Linked DNA regions of Mus musculus: region 2 is linked to region 1. The links are chromatin contacts, found by Hi-C or POLR2A ChIA-PET in ENCODE. All regions are on one chromosome and are shown on one strand. The core of a region is the stretch at or near the end of the contact, and the rest is flanking DNA. Distances in the headings are between cores, read along the strand shown. Region 1 holds the start of Zbed5 (zinc finger, BED type containing 5). Region 2 holds the start of Tecpr1 (tectonin beta-propeller repeat containing 1).

What was found. Hi-C counts contacts between places; a loop is a spot of excess contacts on that map. ChIA-PET counts read pairs that join two places held with the same protein, here RNA polymerase II (POLR2A).
Region 2: a loop to region 1 is called in a map of T-helper 1 cell, with 7 times the contacts of the local background. The contact joins the promoter of Tecpr1 here to the promoter of Zbed5 in region 1. A Hi-C loop is called at or near these places in 1 of 37 maps with a recorded cell type or tissue (T-helper 1 cell). POLR2A ChIA-PET finds 5 or more read pairs at or near these places in 1 of 5 experiments (Patski).

Annotation. Positions count from the first base shown.
Region 1 is chr5:129,892,524-129,897,627 of GRCm38, reverse strand. It overlaps Zbed5 (zinc finger, BED type containing 5), which reads right to left and starts at 1,905. Exons shown (of 4, transcript NM_183088.2): 1 at 1,776-1,905. The coding sequence starts at 1,825.
Region 2 is chr5:144,220,514-144,225,005 of GRCm38, reverse strand. It overlaps Tecpr1 (tectonin beta-propeller repeat containing 1), which reads left to right and starts at 1,391. Exons shown (of 25, transcript NM_027410.2): 1 at 1,391-1,511.

The DNA of each region.
Region 1 (5,104 bases), core at 656-3,155:
AGAGATGGCTCAATAGCTAAGACCACCAGATACTGGCTTCCACAGGGTCCATGCTCAGTTCCCAGGAGCTCTTAACCACCCCCTAGATGAAATTCAGCTAGCTCTAGGCCATTCTACGCTTCTGGCCTTTCAAGGCTGACACCCCCACTTCATGTATATGTACCCACTGACAGACAAAGCTGGAAAGATCCCCTGAGGGTTTATTTATTCCAATGTTAAACAGCTACTTTGTGTACCAGACTATTTCAGGCCACAGGAGGCAGAGGCAGGAGGATCTCTGTCAAATCAATGCTATACCTGTCTAAGTAGTGAGTTCCAGGACAAGAACTCCAGAGTGAACCAACAGTTTTCATTTTATTCCTATATCAGTATCAAATAAAATGTCATAGTATTAAAGAAGAAATATCAGACAGGTACTGCCATGGACTCCAGTGGGTCTCAATCTTCCTGATGGTATAATGATCCCTTTATTACAGTTCCTTATGTTGTAGTGACCAAATATAAAATCATTTTCCCTTCTATTTCAAAACTGTAATCTTGCTACTGTTATAAACCATCATGTGGGCTGGCGAGATGGCTCAGCGGTTAAGAGCACTGACTGCTCTTCCGAAGGTCCGGAGTTCAAATCCCAGCAAACACATGGTGGCTCACAACCACCCATAATGAGATCTGACGCCCTCTTCTGGTGTGTCTGAAGACAGCTACAGTGTACTTCCATATAACAATAAATAAATTTAATAAATAAATAAACCATCAGGTAAACATTTTTTGGAGCCGAAGGAGTAGCAACCCACAGGTTTAGACCAAGGGGTCTCCCTAGCCTAGTTAACATCTGAATTAACATTTCAGGCTGGGGGAGGGAGAGGGGGATGCTGGTGCTGAAGTAGAGTGTCCTTGCAACCCACTGCTGACAACCTGAGTTTGAGCCTTAGAAAGATCAACAACCAACTCCCATAAAGTGCCCTGTGACCTTCACACAGGCTCCCAGATGGGACATCTGGAATCTTGATGCTGTCAAGAATTTCCTACTTCGTGTGGACAGGAGATGGCTCAATGGAGCAGCAGTTCTCAACTTGTGGGTCAGGACCCTTTCACAGGGCTCGCCTAAGACCAAACTTACAAAATTACAGTTACAATGTAGCAAAAAAAAAAATTTTTTTTAATGATCAGGGGTCACCACCACAACAACAAAAGGATCGCAGCATTAGGAATGTTGATACCCCTTGTAGTAGCGTAATTACAACTAAGGGTTAGCTATCCTGGACCCAAAAGGTGGAAAGAGAGAATTCTAAAATTCTCGAACCTCCACACACAAATAACGAGTAATTTTCTTTTATCCTTTTTTTCCCCCCTTCTATAAACCTTTAAACTCTGTAATCCCATCCCCAGAGAAGCAGAGTCAGGAAAATCAAGGAAGGCTATCCAGGACTTATGAAGTCCAAAGCTAGCCTGACAGAATCAAAAACACAGTAAGAACAAAACAAAACAAAACAAAAAAACACCCCCAAGAGCTTGACACCTATCACCATTCATTCTTTCCTCACCTCCTCTTAGACTATGCCCTCGACAGCCCTTCCCCCAACCTGTCTAGGGAAAATGTCACATTTCAGAGTCCTCTCCCGGAGTGCACAGAGCGTGTCCCCGTTCTCCGGGAGTCCTCCCCTGGTAGCGGATCCCTTTCGGCTCCCTCCATCTCACCCTCGGCTTCGCAGCTCTTAAGCTACAGAACCTCGTCCTGGCCGCCCGCGCTTTGTCCCCAGTCCCGAGGGTCTCACCCGGCCAGAAGGGTCACGCGGGAAGTGCGGATTCGGCTTCCACGTGGCATCCTCGGTGTCTGCACCTTAAGCGTCCAGACACAACAAACTCGGGAACGCCCACGGGCGTCCAGCAAGGAGGGAGGAAGGTGGGAGGTGGAACCTCCGCACGTAGCCAATTAGAGCCCAGGAGAAGCACGATCGCTGAAAGTTATTGGACGAACCAGACATCAGTAACTGGCAATGCGGTGCCACTGCGTACCACGCCGGGAAGTTGCTTGGCGACGAGGCGCTGTAGCTAATGGGAAGTTCCTGAGGTTGCTCTCTCAAATCTTGTCCTTCGGTTCTGAGATGTATGGTTAGTTTTTTTCTTTCGATGGACCACTGGATTCCTCCACTGCCAGGCTGCCCTTTGATTTTGAGACCCTTCTGCCTCAGCATCTCAAGTGAACTGGCATCTCAAGTGAATTACCCGCATGTGCTGCCACGCCCACTGTGTTAACACGTGTTAAACCTGAAAATTGAGTGGATGAAGACTAAACTCTATTGTCTAATCAAAAGCAAGCTTTATTTTAGAGGTGCATCCAGCATCAGGACTGGATATCCGGCTGTTTTATCCTAAGTTGGGATTTTAGAGAACAGGCCCTTACTGGCCTTTTGGGATTCCTTTTATGGCGGAGCGATAAAAGATTAATAGAAAACAGATGTAAGCATGTTTACAGGGCCTAGAGTATTGACTGTTAGAGATTGTTAGAAAAATACAATGAAACAGGAAGACAAGGATATATATCATATAAATGAGGTCTTTCCCCCCCCCCCCCCAGATTACATCAGATTTAGGAAGCAAACTTAGATAGAACCCTAGTTTCGTAAGTATAGGGGCTTAACACACTGGGTTCCTTAATTTGCAAGGTATGGGTACTTAATACAATGTGGTCCTTAATTTCGAAGGTATATGGGTTTGACACATTGCACCCTTTGATTTATGGTCTCATAGTCTCATCTTGGCCTGATTAACTCTTTCAAATCTTTGACAAGAGAGCAAGCATTGCTTGATGTTGTAGTCGGGGGAACAGGATTCTGGTATTGAGTATCTGGAGGGTGATTAGGTTAATATTGCACCAAAAACACAGAGCGCAAGTATTATGATTGATAGTAGAACCATCAGGGGGCCAATGAAGGGTGAGAAACATCTTAGCCAGGAGGGCCAATCAACATGTGCCTTGGAGATATTATTTCTCAATGTAAGTTATCGATTAGGTTATCGATGGTGTTAGAGAAATCTGATATGTTAACACATTTCAGGGAACTGTTGACATCCAAGATTATGTGTGATCAACTGAAAGACTACGGTAGCTCTATTTTGTAGGATTGTCATTCTTAACTCTCTAATTTCTCGGTTAATTTCTGTCAATATCTTTGTTGTATAGTGTTTGGCTAGTGAGCCAGCTATTTTAGAAATCTCCCTTTTCATCCCCACAACCAATGAGGGGCAGGTTGTGACTGCTGCTGAGGCGGGGTCTAGCAGATATGGGGAGCCTCCACAGGTAGAGCTCCCTGATCTCTTAATCCTATTAGAAGACTTTAGAGACTTTCTGAATAAAATAGGTGTGATTCTTCCTATCCCACGTATGCCCTTATAGCACGGGGTGGGAGCAGGAGAAGTGTATTCTCACAGATAAAAATCCACCCCAGGGGGGAATCATTTTCCCCTGGGGAGTGCATGATTGGAAATACTGCTGCAGTGGGGAGGGACATCAGTACAATCAAAGCATAGCCAGTGAAGGAAAAAGGCGTTATTTAGAAGGGCATCAGCTCTAACCCCAGAAATGTGTATGGGGGCATGTTCCATTGAGTTCCCTGCTAGCCTGGTATACTGTGACAATGTTTATGAGTGACTTCTTTTTTCAAAGATTTATTTATTTATCTTATGTATATAAGTACACTGTAGCTGTGTTTAAAGAGTTATTTTATTTATATAAGTTCACTGTAGCTGTCTTTTGATACACCAGAAGAGGGCATCGGATCCCATTTCAGATGGTTGTGAGTCACAATGTTTGTTTGCTGGGAATTGAACTTAGGACCTCTGGAAAAGCAGACAGTGCTCTTAACCACAGCCGTATATGTGACTTCTATTCAGTCTAGGGGTTTTGTGTGTGTGTGTGTGTGTGTGTGTGTGTGTGTGTGTGTTTCAGGAACCCAGGAATTGAAGGATCCACTTTGGGGATCTCACAAGGGAATACTTGATCCTAGGTGTCAGCTAGGTATCAAATCAATTATTGATAGACAGTGGCAGTGTAGACATGTTAATTTCAATGGAAGTGACCGGGAGCCCTGTTTTCCCTTTTTTATCTCAATACATTCATAATTTCCATTATCAGATCTTATCAAAGAATAATCCTGCTGAGGTCTGTATGGTTTCTCAGGGACTGGTCAGTCAAATTAGTCCCTCCCACTTGCCCTCCTCCCATTTGGGTAAAAACGGTTTGCTATCCTTCCTTCAGCAAATACTGGGTCCTAGCAGGTGGGACCAGTCCCTGGCCTTACAGAGTAAGATAAAGCTATTTCCTATAACCAGTGTACCTTCCATTCTTCCTGTTAAAATGACAGTCAAGATCAGATCCTAAAGCAAATTGGAGCATAATCGTGAACACAATCATAGTAACAGGCAATGACAGCTACAAAGATGTAGGAACAGTCTTACATCTCAGAAATCTTAACTTTTAAGGGGCCACAGGCAGTCACTGTCTACCTCTTGTTTGTTTGTTTGTTTTTGGAGGCAGGATTTTTCTGTGTAGCCCCAGCTGTCCTGGAACTTGCTTTGTAGACCAGGTTGGCCTCAAACTCAGCAATCTTCCTGCCTCAGCCTCCTGAGTAACTGCTGGGATCCAAGGTGTGCACCACCACCACTTGGCTTTCCTTTTCTTTTACTTATGGAAGTCAGAGGACAACTAAGTGATCAGATTCTCACCTACCTTGACTGTGAGAAGTTCACAAACTCAGGCCTTAGACCTGAGCAGTGTTTCATCTCACTGACAGTCCTTCCTTACAGCATTGTTAGACACTCACTTAGAAAGAGAAGTTCGGGCTGGTGAGATGGCTCAGTGGGTAAGAGTACCGGACTGCTCTTCCAAAGGTCCGGAGTTCAAATCCCAGCAACCACATGGTGGCTCACAACCATCCGTAACGAGATCTGACGCCCTCTTCTGGTGTGTCTGAGGACAGCTACAGAGTACTTACATATAATAAATAAATAAATAAATCTTTAAAAAAAAAAAAAAAAGAAAGAGAAGTTCATCAGACTTTCACATTTTTTTTTCAAGACAGGGCTTCTCTGTATAGCCCTGGAT
Region 2 (4,492 bases), core at 142-2,641, about 14 Mb before region 1:
CTGTGTCAAACCAACCAACCAACCAGGCAAGTCAGCAAGATGGCTCAGAGGGTAAAGACACTCACCTGAAAACCTGAACTCAATTGAATATGGATTCTCGCTTCACAATAGAACTAGACAACCAATTCCAATAAGTTGTCCTCTGACCAAAGACAGAGAGACAGACACACATACACTAAATAAATGTTGTAAGGAGAGAAAAAAAAAAGACCCCCTAAAACTAACGAGGGGCTGGAGAGATGGCTCAGACATTAAGAACACCTGCTCTGCAGTGAGGACCAGAATCAGATCCAGCGTCCTCTTAACACACCAGGTGTCCCTGCAAATGACTTAACCTTAACCCCAAGGTGAGCAGAAACCAGGGGGTGTCAGGGGGTTGCTGGATTCCAGCCTAATGAAGACAGTAGGCAACCTTGCCTCAGAACAGGCAGAATAGCAGCAGAGAGCACCCGGTGGATGCCCTCTTCAGGCCTGTGTGGGTTATATACAGGTACACACACCCCTACACACAACACATACATCTGCTTATACTCTCACACATAAACAAATCAAAATCTAAAACACACTAATTAAAAAAAATAATACAGAATTTACCGGTGAGGTGGCTCAGTAGGTAAAGGCTGAGAAGCCTGAAGTACTGAGTTCGAACCCTGGGACCCACACGGTGGTAGGAAAAAAACCAACTTTAGAAAGCTGTCCTCTGATCTCTGCACCTAGCGCATTGCGCACGTGCACACAGGAACACACATACAAATAAATATTTTTTTAAAAACTAAAAAGTTAATAAGAGGCTAGAGAGATGGCTCAGCAGTTAAGAGCACTAACCCGGGGACCCGGTGTCAATACCCAGCATCCACATGGGAGCTCACAACTGTGACTCCAGTACCAGGGGATCTGACAACGTCACACGGACATGAATGCAGGCAAAAGAAGGCAAACTGCACAAGGCACATAAGAATAAATAAATCTTTAAACAAGAAATGAAGAATTAGAAATGACGACTATCCTTTCTTATGAAGGCTGGAAAACAGACTCCTGTGTCAACTAAAGAAATCCAACCCTGAAAAAACCTGACTCCGCTTCGGGAGCGGTGCAGGCCGGTGTAGACGAGAAGTGCTTCAGGCAAGAAGGAGGGACGTGCCGGAGAAGGTTGGAGCGCAGGAAGCAGGCATGTGAGGACGCGCTGGGACCCGCGGAGTCCTGAGAGGGGACGTAGCAACCCGCTCCTTTCCTCCCGACTAGCACAGAGCGCCGCTGGCTAGCGGGACCCGGCGCGACCTCGAGAGTGCGCACGCGCGCCACCCCGAGCCGGAGAAATTGCGGCTGAGCGCAGCAGCCAATCGTGAGCTTCCAGGCAGTTGCGTCACTCCGAATCTGGCCGATCAACGCTGAGTTGATTATTGCTTCCGGCCCGCCCTCTAGCCTGAGGCCGGGGGAGGGCCGGACTGTAGCTAAAACCGAGGAGTACAGAAGCCTCCGCTGGGAACCCGCCCCACCGGGCGTGGGCACAGGTAAGTGCGGCGCGATGTCCCCGTAACATCGGTGACAAGGGCCGTGGAGACTCCGATCGATGTTATTTGGGTGGCACAGAGCAGAGGTGCTCCCAGTTTTCCGATCCCTCTCCTCCATTGGCTGCGTTAACTGGGACGATCGAGGGAGGGAGAGGGGACTGTACTTGTGTTCTCTGCTGCACACCTACAGGGCACCACCCCTACCCCTGCTTTGGAACCCCTAAATGTCTGCTCGTGAACCCGCTTCATAGCATGACCCCCATTGCAGCCTTTGCAGCCTTAGGACTGCAGAGATTTGAAGACGCCGATCGCCGAGCCTGCATGATTTTAGAGAAATGGAACATCCAGGAGCCTGTCTGTAGCCTTTCTTCTCCCTTGACGTTGGGAGCAAATCTGCTTGCTTTAGGATTAGTGTAGGCAGATGGTCACAGCCCTACAGCTCCGACATATGCTCCTGGTGACAGTGCAGGGGACCCACCTGTCGCCCAAGTGCAGGAACTGGGATCAAAGCCAGGTCGCTTCCTGCCGGCTGGGGCTGGGCCCGACTCTATTTACTCTCCAGGAAGGGCCCCCACTCCCATACAAGCTCTGATATTTCCTGTCTTCTTTTTTAACCCTAACATCACCTTGGAGTGGTCCCTGCGCTTGGCAGCCAGGAAACAACTTTAATAGCCAGTGCACATCAGACAGGAGTGAGGGTGTAATAGAAAAACCAGAAGAAGTCTTGCAGCCTGAAGACAGATTCCGCAGAAGTAAACGTTTTGTGGCTTCTGTGTGCTGTGTTGTGGCCTCAAGAGCATCTACTGCCCACTGCTTGCTCTGCTTTTTGTTTGTTTGTTTGTTTGTTTGTTTGTTTTTATGTATATGAGTACACTGTAGCTGTACAGATGGTTGTGAGCCACCATGTGGTTGCTGGGATTTTGAATTCAGGACCTTCGGAAGAGCAGTCAGTGCTCTTAACCACTGAGCCATTTCTCCAGCCCTGTTTTCTTGTTGTTGCTGTTGTTTTTGTTTTTAATTTCTTTGTGTGTGCAGATGCACAAGCGGCTGTGGAAGTCAGAGGTCAACCTGCACCATCCACTTTGTTTTTTTAAAGCTGGGATTTCTCACTAGCCCGGGGCCCACTAATTAGGCTAGGCTAACCAACCAGGAAACCCCAGGGATCCATCCACCTCTTCAGCTCTAGGGTTATAAGCAAGTGCCATTGTGGCTCACTTACAAGTATTTTTACAGTTTAGTGTGTGTGTTTTGCGTGTGTGCGCACACGCATGCGTGCGTGGCTCATGGGTGGAGATAAGAAGACAGCTTGCTGGAATGTGTGCTCTCCTTCCATCAGGTGGATCCCAGGGACCGAACTTAGGTTGATCAGCTCCGCAGCCACTATCTTCACCCGATCAGCCATGTAGCTGACCATGCCCCCATACTCACTTAAAAAGAAAAACAACAACAAAAAACATGGGTTAAACTTGGGTCCTCCTTCTTACAATGCAAGCACTTTACCAACTGAGCCATCTTCCCATACCTCTTTGTGGGTTTTTGTTTTTGTTTTGAGAGAAGGGCTGACTACGTAGGCCAGTCTGGCCTGGACTTGGAGCAACCCTGCTTTGACCTTACAGGTGCTGAGATTACAGGCACAGGCCCCTACATCAGGCTATTTTTTGGTCTCTGAAAGGATCTGTGAATAAACTGACCCAGAACAGCAGGTGGCTTTTGTGGTGGTGAGCCTTTTGAACCCAATGACGGAAGGGCCACGTTACATTTGTTTTCAGAGGTTCATGGTAAAGCAGAGATTGCTTCTATGGGATATGTTCTCTCTCTCTCCCTTCGCTTCTGCGAAACAAAGATATCTCAGATTCCCTGAATCACAAGATCCACACACCCAATTTCAAGAGTCCTGTGACCCAGTAACCCAAGTCAGGTTGCATGGTGATCTCACAGGAAGTGGTGTGTGACATCCTGTGGAGGCAGAAAGGAGCTGTGGTTAAATGCCAAGATGTTTACCCTGGGTGGCCTTTAGGTCACATGTGCCTGATGCCCGAGTCCCCACTTGGAAGGGAGTTTATAAACACACCCCATAAACCCCCCTTTCTCTCTAGCGTTCCTTCCACTAACTGCCCAGAAGGCTCAATTATGTCTGAAAGAAAATTACTGCTTAGTCATTTATTGGAAGGAAAGTGTTTCAAATCCATCTTTACCTCTTGAGCTCAACCTTCAGGCACAGCTTGACTTAATTGATTGTTTTTACCTTGAACTGTGTCTTGGCTTTGGAAGAGACATTGCGATGGAATCTTACTATGTAGCCTCCACTGGCCTTCAATCCCTCCTATTTTTGCACCGGTCATGCTGGAACTACAGGCGCGTGATGAATGAAAATAAGAAATAGAAGGAAAAAATCTGACCTGTCCTAGGTATGGTGGAGGAGGTTTATTATGGGTATGTGAGAGAACATAGCTAGAGACATCTGGGAGACTCCAGAGTGGACAAGACCCTGAGCCATGAGGGGAAAGGAGAGAGGAAATGGGAACTGGGTTTAGCAGCCAGGAGGGCCCAAAGTTACAAAGAGGGCAGGCGGGCAAGCAAAATGGTTGGACTATATAGGAAAGTTTAGGGTAGAGGGTGGGATATGCCAGCCAGGAGGGTCTTGTAATACGGAGGGACTGAGGCATGCTGGGAGAACCTGGCAGCCAGTGTTGCTTTGATATCTTAAATAGGCACCTCAGCCATTTGTTTCAGGTTTAAAGCCTGATGTTGTTTGTTTGTTTGTTTGTTTGTTTTTTCAAGACGGGGTTTCTTTGTGTAGCCCTGGCTGTCCTAGAACTCACTCAGTAGACCAGGCTGGCCTCGAGCTCAGATATCTGCCTGCCTTCTGCCTCCCGAGTGCTGAGATTAAAAGGCACACACCACCACCCGGCTTATTTTCTTGTTAAAAAATTACTTTTTAAAATGTATTTATAGTTTGTGTTTGTGTGTGCACATACTAG